Linked DNA regions of Homo sapiens: region 1 is linked to region 2. A link is a loop called in an ENCODE intact Hi-C map of the cell type or tissue named here. Cell type or tissue: lower leg skin. All regions are shown on one strand. Each heading gives the region's core, and the rest is flanking DNA. Links, peaks and the distances in the headings are about the cores only.

Region 1 (10,074 bases), core at 2,818-7,817, 58 kb before region 2:
TTTGAGTGTTTCACTTGTCAAGTTGATCCCTAATTATTTTATGACGTCTGCCATTATTAAATGGATATCAATTGCATCTTTAACTTTTTCGATATATTTTAAAACCTATACATAATTTCGTTTTATTACTGACCACCTGACCACATTGTCTTTTTGTCTATAGTGGTCTCATAAGTTAATTCTCTTAGGATTCCTAGATGTAAAATCACATCATATTCAAATAATAATCATTTGTCCTCCTGTTATTTTGTGTAAAACTTAGCAGTTCTTTGATTCAAATGAGAGGGGCTCCAAATATGACACGTTGTGCTCTTCCTTAGTTATCTATATCCCAATACCTCTGTCGCCAATTTTGGAAATATCATTAAGGTTTTTGCAGAATTTCATTTACCCACCTTCCTTACCTCTTCACATTCCTTTTTGACCACAGGGCCTCTTATCTTCTCCTTTAAACTTTACAATTCCCCTCCACGAAGAAAAACAATTACTAAGTAATGGCCTTGATCCTATGCCTTTAAACAAGGCCTCTTCCCATATACGACCTGTGCAAAATAAAAGTAACCCCTGGGCCTCCCTGCCACATTCTCTGCAGATTCCCTGGACTTCATGCTGCCTCCCGACCTTTATTTCTCTCCTTGCCCCCACCCTGTGCTATTCCAGCTCTTCACTTTTTTGCCTTATCTCCCCTTGAAGGTCTGTTCTCTCTTGTGGATTACATGACACATATGGTTTTACCAACTTTTCACTCTTATTTCCTTCTCCTGGACATAGTTTGCTCCCATCCTTTGCTTCTTGCCATCTTTCCCACCCTATCCAAGCCCTAGCCTGCCAACTTTCAGGTCTATGCCATCCACCATGCAGGAGAAGCTCAACATAAAAGATGTTTGTTTCACGGAACAGCAGAAAGACCACGATGGCCATGCACAGCATGAGATTTAGGGAGCAGGTAGACTTCTGGCCAAAGAAGCCCAAACAAGTCCCTGAGGAAAGCCTGGGGAAGAACTGACCTCTGGTTGGTGGGATACAGCTCCACTGTGATCACATCCAGAGCATTCCAGGCTGCAATGCTTGTCCCACAGAACAGGCACTGCCAGCCGATCATTGCAGACTCACTGTTGCCAAAAAACAGGAAGAAGCAGCAGACTGCAGAGATTAGCATGGAGCCACCTGCAGAGGGAGTTCAAGGGCAAAAAGAAACATGAGGCCTGTGTCTTGCACATGGCTGTCACTCACAGTTCTTGCCCCATCTCCCACCCTCACTGGTACACCTGAAGCCAAGGCTGCCTGAAGTATTAGGTTCACCCTCCACACAGAGAGAGCACAGCTGGAATCCTCACAAGGCACCCCAGACATGGCATTAGAGCCCTCTGCGTGGGTCAGATCACCAGACTTAGGAAGGATTCTGAAGTCACCACTCTAAGGTGGTGCCCAGCTCAGAGTGACGGGACGGGGCAGATAGGGGCATTTGTTGAGAATCTATTATGTACCAGACATTGTTCTAGGTGCTTGAGCTACATCAGTATTGGCCAAAAAACAAAAACAAAAACCTCAGTCTTGATTTGAAACCAGGATGTCAAAGAGATCTGTGCTTCTTGTTCAATGTAGCAATATTCACAATAGTCAAAATATGGAGTCAACCTAAGTGGCCATCAACAGATGAGTGGATAAAGAAAATGTGGTTTACATACACAATGGGATACTACTCAGACATTAAAAAGAAAGGAATTCTGGCCTATAATCCCAGCACTTTGGGAGGCCAAGGTGGGTGGATCACTTGAGGTCAGGAGTTCGAGACCAGCCTGACCAACATGATAAAACACTGTCTCTACGAAAAAGACAAAAAGTAGCCAGACCCGGTGGTGCACACCTGTAATCCCAGCTACTTGGGAGGCTGAGGCACGAGAATTATTTGAAGCTGGGAGGCAGAGGTTGCAGTGAGCCGAGATGGCGCCACTGTACTCCAGCCTGGGTGACAGAGCAAGACACTGTCAAAAAAAGAAGAAAGAGAAAAAGAAGGAAGGAAGGAAGGAGAGAGAGAGAGAGAAAGAAAGAAGAGAGAAAGAGAGAGAGAGGAAGGAGAAGAAAAGAAAGGAATTCTGCCATTTATGACAACATGGATGAACCTGGAAGGCAGGATGCTAGATACAGTCCATGGGGTAAACCAGGCACAGAAACATCTGCATCATCTCACTTTTCGAGATCTACTACACAGCACGGTGACTACAGTTACTAACAATGTATTGTATATTTCAAAATTGCTAAGAGAGTAAATTTCAAATATTCTCACCACAAAACATATATATGTGTGGTGATGGATATGTTAATTAGCTTGACTTAATCATTCCACATCGTATATATGCATGAAAATATCACATTGTACCCCATCAAAATATACAATTATAATTTATCCATTAAAAATAAAAAAATAATTTTTTAAAAAAATCCATTCTCATGGAGCTTATAACCTGGTGAGAACACACCTGTACATGGGCTATTGAAGGGAAACCTGAAGAAAGGCGGTGCTATTCCCCATTTACCCGAATCCCCACCCCAGAGATCTGACTTGCCCTTCTCAGCCCTGCGCTATCCTCTGTACATGTGCTCTGTACATACCCTCTACACGCTAACCCCATGGACTTTCTTATCAGTTGGGAGGGGAAGGTGGCTGGAGTACCCCTCCCCAACTCCTCCCCGGGGGTAGAAGGCCTTTTCTGGCAATGTCTGCATCCCTCCAAGACCCCAGTTCCTCCCAGGTAGCTCTTGCTCCACGGCTCCAGCCCCCATGGAGCTCTGTGAGTGCAATTATCCCCCCTTGTCCTCACAGCCATAGAGGTGGTGACTGCTTCTCACTTTTGCTAGTGTCTGGGTGCCTCACCTGCCTTATTTGTTTCCATAACCCTTTCCACACCTCTAAAAGCTCTATGAGTAAAGTTTCCTCACTAGAACTATCTGGGGTGAATCCCTTTTCCCCTCCAGGAATCTAAGTATGCAGTCCATGAGGTTAGCCTCGCAGGGCTCCCAGCAGGGCGGAGAAGTCCAGCTCAGAACTCTGGGGTGGGGATGGGAGTGAACAGAAAATGAGCAGCACAGCCCTTATAGAGCTGATAGGAGATCCCATCCAAAGAAGACTGTCAAATGCTGCCCAATTCCAGTAAGTTCAGCCCGGAGGACCTTGAGATGCAAGCTCCAAGTCCAAGGTGGATGCAGAACATGGCAAAACAGGTTGCAGACTAGAAAAGTGACTGGCAATGAGGTGGAAATAGGGTGAGCAGAAAGGTGGGAAGGAAGCAGGTCTCAAACAACCAACCGGGACACAGGGCACGAGTGCCCCACCAGGCACCAGGACCCTGCAGGAGGAAGGTTTTCCAGTTGTCAAGAAGCCAGAGGCTGACCTGGCCTCAATAAGAAACACCTCCCCAGGGACGGTCCTCAGCCCGGAGTGTCACCCTCAGACCTGGGGCTGCAAGACTAGTGCCAATCCTTGCTGATGAACTAGGAAATGATAACTGTCCAACTGGATTCTGCCCACTTTGGGAAGTGGTAGGGCTGTGAGCAGGTGCCTGGTAACCTTTTTCCAAAAGCTAGGAGAGAACTAGAACAGGGGAAACTGGCATCTACAGGACCCCCAAGTGCTCTGTGGACAATACCCTCTACATGCATGCATCCCTCAGAGGGGCCAGCCATGGGGCTTGGCTTACAGTAAATGCTGGCAAACACTTCATAACCACAAAACATGATGATCTGACACATCAGCTAATAGTCAGGGAGGCCTTCCCTGATCCTTCAACTCTGTTAGGTGTTCCTGCTATAAGTCCCCAGGGCCCAGTGTACTTCCACTTCCATAATTCTTATTCCTCTGGTAATTGGGAGGCCTGGGTGCAAATGCCGGCTTATTTACTACCTGTGTGACCGTGAGTGAGTTGCTTCACCTTTCTGTGAGCTGTCTCACTGTCCCCATCTCTAAAATGTTGATTAAAATGGCGCCTACCTCATAGGGTTATTGTGAGGGTTCCATGTGTTAATATTGAACACATGTTCAATATTCATAATATTCAATAATAATAATATTCAATAACAATAAGCATGTCATAGTGTTTAGGTAAATGAAATTTCTAGTCGAAGTCTGCCTCTCCCAATAGATCATTTGCGCCTTAAGCACAGGGATACTGTCTGTCTCAATTACTGTTGCATTCCCATTGCCTCCCACACAGCCTTGAGAGAATAACTACTGCATAAATAAATGTTATTGGATGAATAAATGAGTGGGTAGCAGCCTAATCAGGAAAACTTCTACTCCGCTGATAACAAGAAATGACTTGCACACTACAAAGAGCCCAGCAGATTAAGCAGAACAAAAATGTGCTTGCAGATTTTCTAGTGGGGTTGGTCTGAGAGGTGGGGATAGGGCTATTTCAAAGTGGTTCCGCCACATCCCATATCCTAGTGAAATAGATATCAGCTGAGCACCTTGTCTTTACCATGCACTTGCCAATGTCACAGCCGACCCACTGCATGTAGGCCTTTTACTAAAGATTGAAGGGTAGAGAGACAAAGAAGGTCCTGTCTCAGCTCTTAACAAGCTTGCCTCTAGCGCAGAAACAAAACAGAGACATTCACAAGAGAGTAGGCTATAAGGAATGATTAAATATTAGTTCTAGATCTCTCATTCGAGAGCGTGCCTTTATTTAGCATTATAGGAATTGTTTTGATCTGGGATGTATTCACGATGATACGAAGGGCTTCAGTGGTGAGGGAAAGGATGTCTGTTGTCTCACCGTCCCGCCTGCCCCTGTGCCCAGCCACACCCCCACCCCACTTCTGTGAGGGGGCATGTGGCAGGTCCTTAGGCGGTGGGCTGTTCTCGTCGACATGGGCACCCACCCCAGCCTTATAACCCTGCCTCCCCCAGAACTTCCTCAGCTGCTTCATGAACAGACCAGAGACTCCATTGGTAAACTCTGGGACTCATAAGGCTGGTGACAAATGGCGGAAGTGTCTCATGTCTGCTCTCACACCCCTTATCTCACTGAGGCAAACAGAGGTATTATTTTAACAATGAAAATGGAAGCTCAAAGAAGTAAAGGAACGTGGGTCCACACATAAAGCTAATCTTGGCAGAGACGGAGCCACCTGACTCCCAGCCAAAGTGTTTTTAAGATGCCAACCTGTAGTGTCTTCTGCTGAAAGCTTGGTGTTTGGGGCTAACCTAGGAAAGAGGCCATCTTCTTCCGTTCTGATCAGTTCAGCAGCATTGCTGAGTGTCAACTCTACTGCAGGCACTGCGCTGGACACGGGTTATGGACGAGTAAGCCATTGTCCCTTCCCCCATAGGGCCTCAAGACTACCCAGGCACTGCCTCTAATAGAGGAGAGCATGAAGTCTGCCATATCTAAGAGATGACTCCACCCTCACCACAAGATTAAAAAGCTGAAGTCACAGGCAGTTCTCACGCTTACCACGCTGAATATGCATGCTACTATTTATAATAGTGATATTCAGTATGAGCCAAATGCCAGGAAAAGAATTCCTTCCCATGAAGACCTGATCAATTTTCTCTTCTCCAACAAAATGACTTTATGATTTATTGTGTTTCCTTTTGCACGTTGCTGCTAGGAAGCTTCGTATTAACTTTCCTAATCAACGTCAACCCTAACGCAGGTCCCTAATGGCATGTTTATTAATAATGTGTTGTCCACTTCCCCACCCCTGGCCTTGACTCATATTCTAATGTGCATTTCCCCTGGTCCTCAATCTGTACATTTTGCTTCTTGTTTACCATTCATGGCATGTGTTTCTGTAATAAATTGCTGCAAGTCCCGATGGAATGAGGCAAGGCATACATGAATATAGCTACCATTTTTGAGAACCGACGATGTGCCAAGTGTTACAGGTACCTTATGTTCAATTCTCACAAAACCCTACCAGCTGGATGTGGAAAATCATTCTCTTATAAATAAGGAAACTGAGGCCCAGAGAAGTAAAGGAACACATTCAAGGTCAAACAGCCTTTCGGTGATAGGATTTCAACATGACTCTGTCCAACTCCAAAGCCTAAAGTGGTATTGCTATTAAATAATAAAAGTAACACAATTTATCTTCAAACATCAAACCATCACCCAGGAGCATTTTATATATTTTTCTGACAATAATCGGATGAAGAGGCAGGGTGGATATTATTACTACCCTTATTGAAGTGCTAATAGATTAAATGACTGTCACAGAATTTCTCTGTCAGGAAATGAACAAAAGTCCCTCGCCTAGACCAAAGATTCTTGACTATTTCCCAGGAGCCCTGGAGTCTTCTGTAGGCACACATCCTTGGCTCTATAGCCCTGGGTGCAATCTTACTTGTTGGGTTTGTTGTGCAAGAATTATTTAATAAAAGGGAAAATTTCCCTGTTTAATACACTTGAAAGTCACCACCCCAGCGCGTTGGAACCCAGGAATGACCCTGCTGGCAACTCACCAATCATCTTGAGCCTTCCAATTCTATCCATGAGCAGGGCAGAAATGATGTTCCCGGGTAAGACAGACAGGCTGCCCAGGAAGCTGACGAGGTAAATCAGGAAGTCATTATCTTGCTCCAAGTCCATGTGGCAGCCCTCCTTCTGCTCCAGGAAGGTGGAGTTGATAAACCGACAGTTGATGAACTTGTGCTCGTAGAGGTCTGGGGAGAGAAGGAAACCTTCGGTTCATGTAAGTGGAAGGGAGCTGGAGAGAGAAAGGCAGAGGCAGGGATGAAGTCTGCCCCCTCCTGTAGGCAGGCTGTGCCAGCCTTTGCCAGTCAGACAGCCTCAAAGTCAAGGTAATATGTGGCCATGTCATCAAGGTATGGATGAGGAGAGAAACTTCCAAAAATGTAATGACCTGTTCAAGTTCCTAAAAGCAAGGGGAAATTAAACTAACATTGAGAGACTTCAAAATGCATCCTCTCAGCCAGGTGTAGTGGCCCACATCTGTAATCCCAGCACTTGAGGAGGCCGAGGTAGGAGGATCACTTGAGCTCAGGAGTTCAGGACCAGCCTGGGCAACACAGTGAGACCTTATCTCTACAAATAAATAAATAAATAAAATTTTCTTTTAAATTAGCTAGGTGGGGTGGTGTGTGCCTGTAGTCCCAGCTACTCTGGCACCTGAGGCAGGAGGATCACTTGAGCCCAGGAGGTCAAGGCTACATTGAGCCATGGTCATGCCACTGCATTCCAGCCTGGGCAAAAGAGGGAGACCTTGCCTTTAAAAAAAAAAAAATCATCTCTCCAGCTGGATAACAGTCCTGTTTGTACCAATCAGGTGACACTGAGACACTGAGGGCCACGGCAGCTAGGCCTCTCCTTGGAGGCTACCTGGCATAGGGGAGCAGAACACAAGAGAGTTGGTTCCAGATGGAGCCGATCACTCCAGAGCCCATGCTGTAGTCTGTGCCAAAACCTGAACATTCTTAAAAAATAAAAGCCATTTGCATTGGAACCAGTTTGCAAGTCTTCTGACACCTTCTAAGATCAGCTGTTCTGACAGAAAAAGTACTAAACAGGCTCCCTAGAAACCTGCGTTTGGGGAGCTGGCCCTGCTGCTGACCCTCTTTAACCTCCCTGAGGCTCTACCTACAAAATCTACAAAATTGGAAGAGTGCACATGATCATCTCCACTGCTTCTCCCAGCTCTGACATTTCCTGACTACACGTGTTTGCAAGAATCTCCATGGTAAGAGTATTCAAATGAGGAGGCATCATTCAAACTTGAAATCATAAAACAATATGCCAGTTTCTAATGACACTTATTAAACTTCCGGAACTCATTATTGTTTCAAGATCAGTCTAAAAGGAAATTCAGGAAGGTTAGTGCCAGAATGAATTATTAAGAGACTCCAGAATATTTAGAGACCAGATCTTGAAGCTCTTGAGGCTGATATCATAGAGGAAAAAGATGTTCTTATATAAACTATCCCTTGCTGCTGATGCCAAGAATAAAGCATAGATCTGGACATAATGCAAGTAGTTCTGTGGAAAGATTGCAGGCTTCAGAGCCAAACAACTGAGGAATGAATCCAAACTCCTTCCACTTGCTAACCACGGCCTTGAGCAAGTTGCTTAAGTCTTGATTTCCTTAACTCAGTTTCCTTAGCTATAAGAGAAGGATTAAAAAAAAATAGTACATTTCTCCCTTGAGACAATGTAGGTAAAGCCCCCTAATGAAGCTCAGTTGGTTTCCTTATACCCCGACTTCACTTGGTATGTTATTAATTTATGATGAGGGTAGTAAAAGTAACAAGAAGAGGTGTAGTGGTAGAATTTTGGGACTTTTTAAATCACAGAAATCTGAAATAGTATGATTTTAAAATAGTCTTTGTATTTCACTTTATGCAAAAAATGTGAACAGATGTAATTTTCCCTTTCCATTTATTATTGTGAGAACATGAGTCTTGCATTTTGCAAGTTTCAAATTGTGCAAGGTCTTCAAGAATGCATTCCGTGCATAAAATGCAGCCCTCCTGGAATGCCAGTTGTTATTTGTGTCATCCTTTGTTCATACCAAAGACCCTTCGTGTATAGCATCAGCCTCACTGACATGAGGACATTTGGCTACAACTTTTGTTTCCATTTCATTTGTGATAAAACTGAGACGCAGATACATTAAATGCCTTAGCAAAGGCTGTGCACCTAATTTGTGCCATGCCTGGGGCTAAAATCCATTTCCCCACCAAGGCTTGGCATTTGTATCTACGAATACTTTCCTACTCCTAAAGTTTATGCCTGACCATTTTGATTCTTGGACAACACAAGTTGTCTCCTGTTACTTTCTATTCAATCTGTCAATGTTCTTACCTACCTGTGTTGTAAAAGATGGTTGATTCAATGGTACAATTTTTGAAGTAGGTATCTGTTGATGTTACGTCTTCAAAATAGCACTCGTCAAAGAATGTGTCCTCAAAGAGTACATGTTTAAAGTACATTCTTGTGAACCTGTGGGAAGAGGTTGACCCTTGAGTGATTCATCTGAGAAAAAAAGAGACTTAAGACCAAAATGGAAAACACAGCAAGGCAGAAAAAGGAGATGTGCAAGCAAAAGGTGCCAGAGCATTATTTTCAACCCAGACCACTTCCCCACTTCTTAGCTGTTTGTTTATTAGTGGGGAAGGGCTTCAGGACCTGGAAGCCAGTGTCTAGCGTAGGTGCATACGGAGTGCTATGCACCAACCTGCTGGTTTTCAAAGGCAGGTCCACGGACCTTCTAAGTCAGAATCACAGAAATGTGAAATAGTGTGAAATTTAAATATTAATAACACCTCACTTTCTGAGACATTTTTAAAACATGCAGGTCCCTGGAGTGGTCCTAGAAGTTTTGGAAGCCATAGAATTGTGAAGGTCTGAGAATCTTCATTTTTAAAAAAATTGTCCCAACAAAGATGTGGGGAAATAGGCCTTTCATTCATACTATTGGTAGAATATAATCCATGCAGCCTCTTTGGGGAGCAATTTTGCAAAATTTGAAATGCACGTTCTCTTTGACCTAGGAATACCACCTCTAGGAATTTATCCTACACATACTTGCCCATGTATTCAAAGAGATACATTCACTGATCTTCATTGTAACACTGCTTGTAACAACAATGGATTACTACATACATACATATGTAATAGATGCCATATAATGGAATACCATGTAGCCATCGTAGTAAATGAGGTAGATCTATATGTGTTAATATGGAATAATCTTTAAGATATATTGTTAAGTTAAAAAATCAAGATGCAACATAGAGTTTACAAGACAGGCTCATTAAGGTAAGAAAGGGCATGGATACATATGCTTCCAAATATATCTGGAGAGCTACACAAGAAACTGATAGAAACGGTTGTTTCCAGGGAGGCACAATGGAAGTGAGGAATAATACACTTAATTTTCACTTTATGCCAAGCGTATGTATTATGTGTTCACTTTTTTTTAAAACTCAGTTAAAAAGACAATAAGGCACCTAGACGATTCTGAGGCGCAGCCACATGTGGGAGTCACTGCACCTCTCCAACTCCTGCATATTTAATAGGAAAGAACAATGCAACATTTAAAAATGTATCTCAC
Region 2 (10,074 bases), core at 2,907-7,906:
TACGTCTGCTAAGGGAGCCCTTCATTTTAAGTCTATTCTATTTCTTCTGATGGTTTTTGTTCTCACAAGAGCATCAAGTAATCAGTCTATCCTGAAGAATTACATGATCTAAACAGTATAAATAAGAACAACTGATATAAATCAAACACAGAAAGAAATACATGGACATTCCCAGTGGTGGATTTCACCATCATGAGTAAGTAGGTAAATACTTGGTCACTGAGGACATATTTTGTGCCACAGAAGTGACCCCCCTCCATGCCACCCCCTTCTGAGACACAGAGTGGCTCCTCCTTTCAGGAACTGACAATGAATTTAGGCCTAAAGAAAACACGGCTCATAAATCAAATATTATGCCCTGATGCTCGGCTAGAATTTGCATATAAAACAATCACAAGATAATCTTTCACGACAGCAGAGTAATATATCTATCTCTGAGCTGCTATGAAAATTCAGCTCACAATTTATTCTAATGAATCTGCCCCATCTGACATTGCTCTGTGTCCTCCGTATGGCTGGCACAGACACCATGCCCCAGGGGTCAACTGTTAGATTCTAAATCACTTTCTGAAAGGTATAACTCCCAGAGTCTTTTCACTGCAGACGGCAAGAAACTAACAGCCAATAAAATACACAAGTCACTGGATCCTTCCAAGAAATGAAAACTCTGCAGGCAAAACACGGAACTCTTGCCTGAAAGTGAAGCTCACTATTATAGGCATGAAGGTAGGGAATAGCCCACAGTTCCAGGTTGAGGTGCTTATTTGCAGTTGTGAAAAATTGGTGTCAATTTATCAAATGCAGGCAGAAAAGGATGGGGTTGGTTTGCCTTACGTGTCGCCAATATTGTCATCCTATAGGTTGGTGCAAAAGTAATTGCAGTTTTTGCCATTTAATAGTAATAGCTCCAGGGAGACAAGGCTCCCACACTCAAAAAATAAAGTATCTTTAAATCTAATCAGATTAGAAAGCCAATTCCAGAAACCCCAGAACCAATTCAGAAAACTCATCCTCAAAATTCTGCTCCTCTAGAAGCACTCTCAGTACCAAAATCACTGGGGCAGAGTGATCACCCTAAACCACAGGCCCCATCTTATCACCTCCTTCCTCAACGGCATATTTCATAGCTCCCCATTAAACAGCTCTCCACTACCAGTGGAATCAAGTCCGCACTCCTAAACATGGCAATCCGTTGTCAGTGATGTCATTTGTAAGAACCAAAGGGCTTACCTTGCCACATAGCCCTGAGCTTCCTAAGTTTAATCATTTCTTCGGGTGATTTTTTTTTTACATACCCAGAAAATGCATAATTATCCCATGAAAGGTTAAAATACATGTGGATTCACTCATCAACCACCAAAAACTGTGGAATCTCAGAAGAAAGACTTCAGATTGGCCCAAGGTCACACAATCATTAATAGAGCAATTGCAAAAACAAATCACCTAACTCCAGAACGCCCCCCAGCCCATCAACCTCAAGCTCTATCCCTTCACACTGTCTTTGTTTCCTTCCTATCTGAATAAAAGTGATAAGGCTGAATGTTGCATTGCATGATTATGTCGTGGTGTTTGTGTTTAACATCTCTGTGTGACCTCTATTTCCACCATTAGAATAAAACTCATTGAGTGCCAGGACTTTGTCTCCTTGTATTGCTATAAACCAGAGGAGTACCAGGCGTGTGGTAATGTTCAAACATTTTTTAAAAGAATGGGTGAAGAGTTTAATTAACAAATGAATGCCTTCTTCATTGAGAGTTGAAGGAGACCAACTCCTGGACACTAAGCAGGGTTGAGCCTTCAATGTTAACAATATACTCACAGATCTTTTTCTTCCCCAAGTGAGACAGTTCTAGATGAAGATCCAATAAAACATAACGCTCAAGAGAAGCAAACATTCATCTTTCTAAAAGCTCAGAAAAATAGGACAGCAGCACCCAGATATTTTTGTCACCTGGCCAAGGGATATTTCTTTATTTTCCAAATGGATTCATTCATTTCCAGGAAAAAAATAACAAAATATCCTATGATTTGACACTTGAATTTGGGAGTGGAGATTTCTCTTACTGAATTCCTTTCCTGGGCCATCAAGTAGGAGTCAAGAGTAAAGACATCACTTTCAGCGACTTTCTTTTTCTTTTCTTTTCTTTTTTTTTTTTTTTTTAAATGAGACAAGGTGTCACTCTTTCACCCAGGCTGGAGTACAGTGGCACAATGATAGCTCACTGCAACCTCCGTCTCCTGGGCCCAAGCAATCCTCCCACCTCAGCCGCTCAAGTAGCTGGAACTACAGGCATGCACCACCATATCTGGCTAATTTCTTTTGTATTTTGTAGACACGGGTTTCACCATGTTGCCCAGGCTGATCTCAAACTCCTGGCCTCAAGTGATCTTCCCACCTCAGCCTCCCAAAGCACTGGGATTACAGGCATGGGCCACCACACCCAACCAGAGAGTTTCTTTTTAAAACAGAGAGAGGATGGGGAAAGACAGAACTGAGTTAGCAGCACTCAAACATAAACAGCCTTTTCGCCAGCTGAGGCAGGATAGCTTGACCTTAGAAGTCTACCATAAAAAACATTGGCTGAAAGAAATTTGCAGTCTCACCTGAGAAAATCTGTTCCTGAGTCATTATCAAGCAATCAGTTTAGTAATAAGAACAACCACAATCGACAATAATAATAACTAAGATATCTTGAGCACTGATTAGGGGCAGGTACTGTTTTAGTCATGTTAAATGGATTAACCTTATTTAGTCCTCAGAATAATCCTATGAAGTAGATACTATTATTATCTCCATTTTGCAAACAAGGAAACCAAGGCACAGAGAAGCCAGGCAACTTTCTCAAAACCACACTACTAAGAACTGGCACAGCAAGGATTCAAATCCAAGCAACTGGCTCCAGGGCCACGTTGCTTCGTCATCTCACTGCAGCTATAGTTCACTGCAAATGCCCGATGGGAGAATGGCAGAATATAAAGTAACGAGAACTAATCATTGTTGAGAGGGCAACAAGCGCTGGTTGCTTTACACCTGCATTATCTCATTTAGTCCTCACAGCACTGCATTACTGCTCTTATTCTACAGATGGAAACACCGAGAATTAGAGGAGTCATAACTTGCCCAAGGTCACTAGCAGATCGATGACATGTAGGACGTACCCAGTCGCCAAACCCTAGAGGTTGGACTCCAGTGCCCACATCATTATCAGCATACCATGTTCCCTTTCTGTTGGAAGCAGTCTGGTGTTCCAAGTAATCTATGAGGTGCTTGATGACACAGAGAGCAGCCTGTGCACGGCATGACCTCCTTCCCACAAACGAGGCGTGAGAGAAAGGCAGTATGGTGTGGCAGAATGGGCATAGACTTTGAAGTCAAATAGACCTTCGGTCAAACCCCTGCTCAACACTTACGAGCTATGTGACCTTAGATAAAACTCTCTGAATCTGTTTCTGCATGTTCACACTGAAGGACAAAGATCATCTAACCGACATGGTGACTCTGAAGATTCCATGTGACAGCGTGTGGAAATTCTGGCCTCATGAAATCCTCAAATCATCCAGCCCCCTGGATCCATTTAGACACTCATTTTCTTGACCACAAAGAGGTTCCCACGAGTGCATAGGAAGTCCATCTATGTTCAGAGGGTCTGCCTTCTCCACTTGGGTGGAGTCACTGCATCTTCTGGGCAGACACTAAAAGCAAAATTACAAAAACCTGGACTCTCAGATTAAGACCATGTTCCCGCAACTCCCAGCATTTGCCCTAGGAGCCAGCAAGAGCTGCAACCATACTGCAGCCCTGTTAATGAGGCTGCCAGGCACCACGGTGCCAGAGAGACCAGCAGGCCATGAAATCATTACCGACATTGCCAATTTGGACTCACAGGGACCCAGGGTTTCAGTTGGGAATACTGCAAAACAAATTAATGTCTCAGAAATGTTTACATCAGTTGGAGATGGTTTTGTTTTGTTTGGGGTCTTTGGTTTTTGTTGGTTGTTTGTTGGTTGCTTGGTTTTGTCCTTTGAAAAAAAAATCTATTATTTATACTTAAAAGCAGGTAGCAGAATTTTTTAATATGAAAAAGAACTACACTAAAATTATGTTGGTGTTTAAAAACTCCAGGTGATATCTTTGCTTCTCAAGCCCTTTCTTCTGTTTGCATATACTCTGTCTCTTTTGGTGCCCTCAGGGTTATATCTGACACAGTTCTAATCATTTCAAATGGCCCTTTAGTTAAACACAAACGTGTAAAACCATTTTTAAGAGCCCCCAGGGACAATTTTTTATGCAGAGGTTCTTTATTTTATATCTCAATTTTATTTACAGTGGCCCTAAATCAGGGGATTGCAAACTGCAGCCCGCAGGCTAAATCTGGCCCACTGACCATTTTTTTGTAAATAAAGTCTAATTGGAACACAGCCCATTTGTTTACGTGTTGTTCAAAGCTGCTATTGTGCTACAGTGACAGAGTTGAGTGATTGTGACAGAGACCATCTGGGTCTGCAAGGTCTACAATATTTACTATCTGGGTCTTTACAGAACTGTTTGCTAGCTCTTGCTCTATAGCAAGTATCGGGGACCTGAATCGCACCAGGTATTTCATAGAGACTGTCCCTACAGTAACCAAATAATTCTCTGTGTTTGTTAATGTCTGTTTGTTCAACTACATGCAAATTATTTGAGAGACAAAAGCTATTTTCTTCCCAGATCCTGAGCACAGAGTCTAGCATAAGGTAAACCAATAAAAGATATTTGTTGAATGAAGGAGCTGAATTGCTAGATAGATTTTGAGCTCTTGAGGGTCATAAGCATGTCCTGGTCTTGAATGAGAATTTGACTTATAGTTAGTTCTCATAACTACATGTTTGCTGCACAATTAATTTCATAGACTCTAAATTTAGAGGGTAGATACATTTTTCAGGACATTTGGTGACTAAAGACAAATGCTTGTCCATATGATGATGAATCTTTTCTACATCACACCATTTGTGCACACCGTCTCTCTAATTTCACAAATCCTCTCTGCCTCAGCCTGATGCTGATGCTTGGCTCTGATGGTGCTGATCTCTTAATTGATTTGCAAAGCTGGTCCTCTATCCTGCAGAATCCATCTGTGCTTCACAGCATGGTTCCCAACAGCCTGCAGGGACTCCACGGGTGTGCTTAAGCCCACCATTCATCCCCAGGGTATGTGGGCATTCAGCCTACTAACATTTATGTACATGAGAAACCAGGAACAGACACCATCGGACTCTGGAAAGACACAGAGAGAAGGACCAAGTGGAAGAGACCAGCCAGAGATCTCTTCCCAAATGTATTTGTCATTTGGACATGGAAGAAGGTTTAATTTGCCACTCCCACATTTGCCACTCCCAAAATGTATTTGTCATTTGGACATCGAAGAAGGTTTAACATGAAGAAGAAAGAAATCTGACTCTCAAGGAGGCAACAAGATCTGGAAAGCAAACTAAGAGCTCAGAAGTCAGATAGACCTCAATAGAAACCTAAGCTCCAATACTTATTAGCTGTGCAAACTTAAGTCAATCAATTGATTTCTCTAAGACAAAAATTCCTTCACAGCAAAATGGGTACATTGTGATATATTTAAAGTGCCTAATAGTGACAGATACTAGATAAATTTTACTTCTCCTTCCCTTTCATTGGAGGGATCATTGGAAATTTCCACTTACCTAGCATTCCTTTTTTGGAACTGGACAGACACATGTCCTTCTCTGCACTGGGCAGGGCAAAACTCACCACGAACACTTCCACCCCATCGGCCATCAGGGCCAAACCCAAGACGAAAAAGAGGATCCACTGGAAGCGGCCATGGCCACACTCATCCATGATGGTCTCGTACTGGTGGGCCAACTGCTCCTCATCTTCCAGCCTCTCAGCCATCAGGTCTGTCTGGCCCCGAAGGCTGTCCATTCTGGAGGGCGCCATCTTGGCCTGCTTGGCCTTGACATCATCTGGGTGAGGGATACCCTGGTACTCGCCCTCATAGATCTCGTCTTCCTCATCATGGCCTTCGGTGACATCACTCTGTGCATCTTCTTCTGGGTTGGACTCATTGCCGCGGTAATAGCCATCACTGGGAGCATAGCCCCCATAATTGTCCTGATACTTGTAGTCATCCATTCCTTGGTTCTGCGACTGCCTGGTTGCCCCTTGAGCTATATCCCTCGCTCTGTGGTAGAGGTTTGGGCTATTTCAATAACCATCATTCATTATGTAGTTCAAATGTGAAATATGTTCATGTGACTTCTTAGGTGAAAGTCACACTGGTTCCCCCCCCCTTTATCTCTCAAATCAACCAGATTTGTGCAAAGACAACCTAAATATCCTTTTGCACTCGATGTCTGTTGGAAGTCTGGAAAGTTTCAAGCTCTGGTCTCCTTCAGAGACTCAGAAGTGTTGCGTTGGGAAGTGTTGATTAGAAATGGATCCAGCTGTTTTTCTTGACAGGGAGCGAGCAGGACTTGGCAGACTGCGTGCTGGCCTGATTTGTCCTGCCACCGAAGGTTATGCTCTGAGAACAGAGAGAAGGGATAGAGAAGAATTTACAAAGGTTGAAATTCTAACAAAATACTCTCAGAATTAAGCCAATATATTTGGTAATGCCAATGCCTCATGTGTAAGGTGGGAGAAATCTTATCAGACATTCAAATTTCTATCAACTGAATGAGGATTGAATCGGTGAGAGTGGAGGCTAAAGGAGAAGGAACCGTGGTCAGAGAGGCCCTTTGAAGCTCTAATTGACCCATGAAATGGGTGCAGCAAACCAGCATGGCACATGTATACATATGTAACGAACCTGCACGTTGTGCACATGTACCCTAGAACTTAAAGTATAATAATAAAAAAATAAAATAAAATAAAATAAAAATGTTATGCAAGAATGAAATATAAAGTGGTCAAGGGATTTATACTCTAAGACAATTTTGTATTATGGATTTTCTGTTAGAACTTATCAAGCCTTTGGCAATAGTGGAGGTTATTATAGCTGTTTCTGCTACGAAAATGCCGCTTTTCTAACTTTGTCGTGAAGTGGCTGTACGATTTAACATCTAGAAATGTATGGCCAAAAAAAATAGCCGGAAACATTTTTCTTGAATCCCAGCTTACTTTTGAGACTCAGCATTGTGGTTCAAAGGCCACTCTGTCCTCATATGAGGCTTAAACAGGCAGGAACAGGGGGCTGAGGATACAGCCAGATGACCTGGGTCTGAAACTCAATTCTGCTGCACAATGGTCCATGTGACCATACACGCATCTTTCCAAGCCTCAATTTTCTCCTGTATAAAATGGGATAACAATAGTACTTAATTCATAAGGTTGTGCATAAAGTACTTAGAATCGTGCCTGGTCTGCACGGGTAAATACTATTTAAGCCTTGACATGAGTGTTGCTTCTTTTTTTTCCCCTAGTTCCAATTCTGGACACCAGGAGGCAATGTTGTCTAGAGCCAAGATCTCATCCTATATCCCAATTCCAATCAGAGTCCCTCTGTTGACTCCTTTGCCCAGTGGATTCTCATTGTGCCTAGAATCTCAGGTTTCACAAGGCTTGGGGCCACCATTTATTGTGGCCTACTGTGTGCCAGAACATGTGCTGAGTGTATCACATCTCTTATCTGTAATTCCCACAACAGCAAAAAAAGAAAGAAAAAAAATCATCTGTATCTTCATTTGAGAGATAATCAAACTGTCTCCGAGTGGGTTAGTAACGCGATCAAGGTCACAGCATTAGGACCAGGTCACTGGTCCCAAAGCCAGCTCGTTCCAATGTCCTCATACTTCCCAGATGCTACCCCGAGGGACTGTCACATTAAATCACCTGGGGAGCTTTAAAAATACAGATTCCCAGAGCGTAATGAAGAAGGGCTGCTTCAAGCTCAGAAATCCAGATTTGCCCACAGCTCTCTCCAAGTGGCTCTGAGGCCCCGCCTCACTGAGTAGCCCCTCAGGGCTAGGCGTCAGCCCCTCCTACACCCCCTACCCCACCCCAGTGCTCCCAGCTGCTGGACCCTCTGATAGGGATAATGCTCGGACCTCACACATTGAGGCTACCAGAGACTCACGCCCCAGGTCAAACCACCTGCCCACAGTACAGACCCCATCAACCTTTACAGGCCTCCCTGTCACACCTGAAATCCACTGTCCTTTCAGCATGCTCAGCAGATGTCACCTCACAAAGGATTGGATACATTTGTCCTCACCATGGCTACTTGACTCCTCCCTCTGCCCACAGCCCATCCCTGGGCCCTCTGCCCCACACCTGCTTCCTGGCCCTCCTGGTCTTCAGCCCTGGACAGACTCCAGCACTGAAACCCATCTGACTCAGACAATACAATGCATTTCCTTCTGAGAGGATGGAAACCAGTGGTTCTCAAACATTACAGGGTGAAGCACCACTCAGAACGTGGGCGGCTCAACAGAAATGCCAATTCCAGGACCCCTCCCTGAAAGACACTGAATCTGCAGGATAGGGCAGGGCCCTGCAATCTGCATTTTCCACAAATAACACACGGAATCCAGGACTGCACTTTGAGAAACAGTGCCAAAGAAGCCAGCAAGAAATACTTACTAAGAAATGATTCGCACTCTACTCTTTCCGATTTTTCACCATCTCCAGTAAATAAATTTCTATTAGACCATGTTGGCCTGAACCACGTCAGATTAATATTCTAAATCTGTTTTTATTACATCTATTTAGGGACCACCGGCGGAATATAAGTCACATGTAAACAGCAGGAGAGTTTGCAGAGCGCTATAAAAACATGGAAAGAACGCCACCTGACTGAGATCTGGTGTGTTATTTCCATCCTGGGGGCCCTATAACAACGTCGTGAACCAGAAATGATAGACTTGCAATTCCAAAAGCACTTGTGGGACTCACCACCCAGGGCAAAGGTTCTGGGAGCTGCTTTGCAGAAAGAAGAGGATCTTCGTCAAAACTAACTCCACTCACCTGATTCAGTTAAAAGACCTGCTGTGAATGTCAAGTGCAGTGGAGTAAAGGGGAATCACTGTCCAGTGAGTGTTCATTTCTATTTCATTTAAGAAACACAACTATTAATCATTTTCAATGGTACTGGCTGAATTGTGTCCCTATAGCGTGAAGGTATGTTGAAGTTCTGACTGCCGGCACCTCAAAATGTGATCTTATTTGGAAATAGAGTCTTTCCAGAGGTAATCAAGTTAAGATGAGATCATTCGGATGGCTCCTAATCCAATATGACTGGTGTCTTCACAAAAGGACACAGAGACAGACACGCTCAAAAGGAAGACAAAGTGAAGACCCAAGACAAATGCCATCTACAAGCCTAAGGCTTCCCAACCTGCAACAGATTCTCTCTCACAGCTCTCAGAAGGAATCAACTGTGTTGACACCCTGATTCTGAACATCTAAGCTCCAGAGGTATGAAACAAATATTTTTTATGACAGGCCCAGGAAACGAATACATTCAACAAGCCTAGTGTTTATGAAATAACAACATCAAACAGCTATGATAAAACAACCACAAGTGCAACTGAATTGAGTACTAAGGTGAGCATTTTATAAGCAATACCTCATTTATTCTTACAGCCAATGGTAAAACAAGATTGTTCTCTCCGTTACACAGATTAAGAAACTGAGGACTAAGAAGATTGAAAAATGTGCCCAAATTAACACAGAGAATCAATATCAGGGCTTGGCTTTGAAATCCACGTTCAAACAGAATGTTAGGGATGATACAGAGTGAAAGAAACTAAGACGCCAAGAAGATAAGTCAAGGTCACACGCAGAGTCGCTGGCAGAGCTCACATTGACACTGAGTTTCCAACTCTTTGGTTAGGGTTTGCTCACCCATCTTCAACAAACATGTCCTGGGATCTTGATGCTGAAGGCATTACAGGACTATGACATGACTTGATCCCCATTCTCAGAAGATCTACCCCTAATGAGAGAGTTAGATTAAAACAACACAAAGCATCGTGTGGTAATAAAAATTACAATCTTGATTATTAATAATAGTATCTTTCATTTATTGAATACTTGCTTTGAGGCTTCGTGCCAGCGTCTGTGCT

The links. Hi-C counts contacts between places; a loop is a spot of excess contacts. Peaks named below come from ENCODE experiments on the same cell type or tissue, not always from the same donor. Only the 100,000 strongest peaks of a DNase experiment are listed, where the experiment ranks them.
Region 1: it touches region 2 in a loop (3-fold over the local background); 12 of 110 quality-filtered maps call a loop at or near these places.

Annotation. Positions count from the first base shown.
Region 1 is chr15:91,280,614-91,290,687 of GRCh38, reverse strand. It overlaps SV2B (synaptic vesicle glycoprotein 2B), which reads right to left. Exons shown (of 13, transcript NM_001323032.3): 10 at 8,827-8,960; 11 at 6,467-6,667; 12 at 1,008-1,167. Among named protein-coding and RNA genes, the nearest start is that of CRAT37, 180 kb to the left of the region's middle. In lower leg skin, for the core only: no CTCF peak of the experiment used is centred there; no DNase peak of the experiment used is centred there.
Region 2 is chr15:91,222,332-91,232,405 of GRCh38, reverse strand. It overlaps SV2B (synaptic vesicle glycoprotein 2B), which reads right to left. Exons shown (of 13, transcript NM_001323032.3): 2 at 5,692-6,533. The coding sequence starts at 6,142. Among named protein-coding and RNA genes, the nearest start is that of SV2B, 130 kb to the right of the region's middle. In lower leg skin, for the core only: no CTCF peak of the experiment used is centred there; a DNase peak (open chromatin) is centred at 5,815.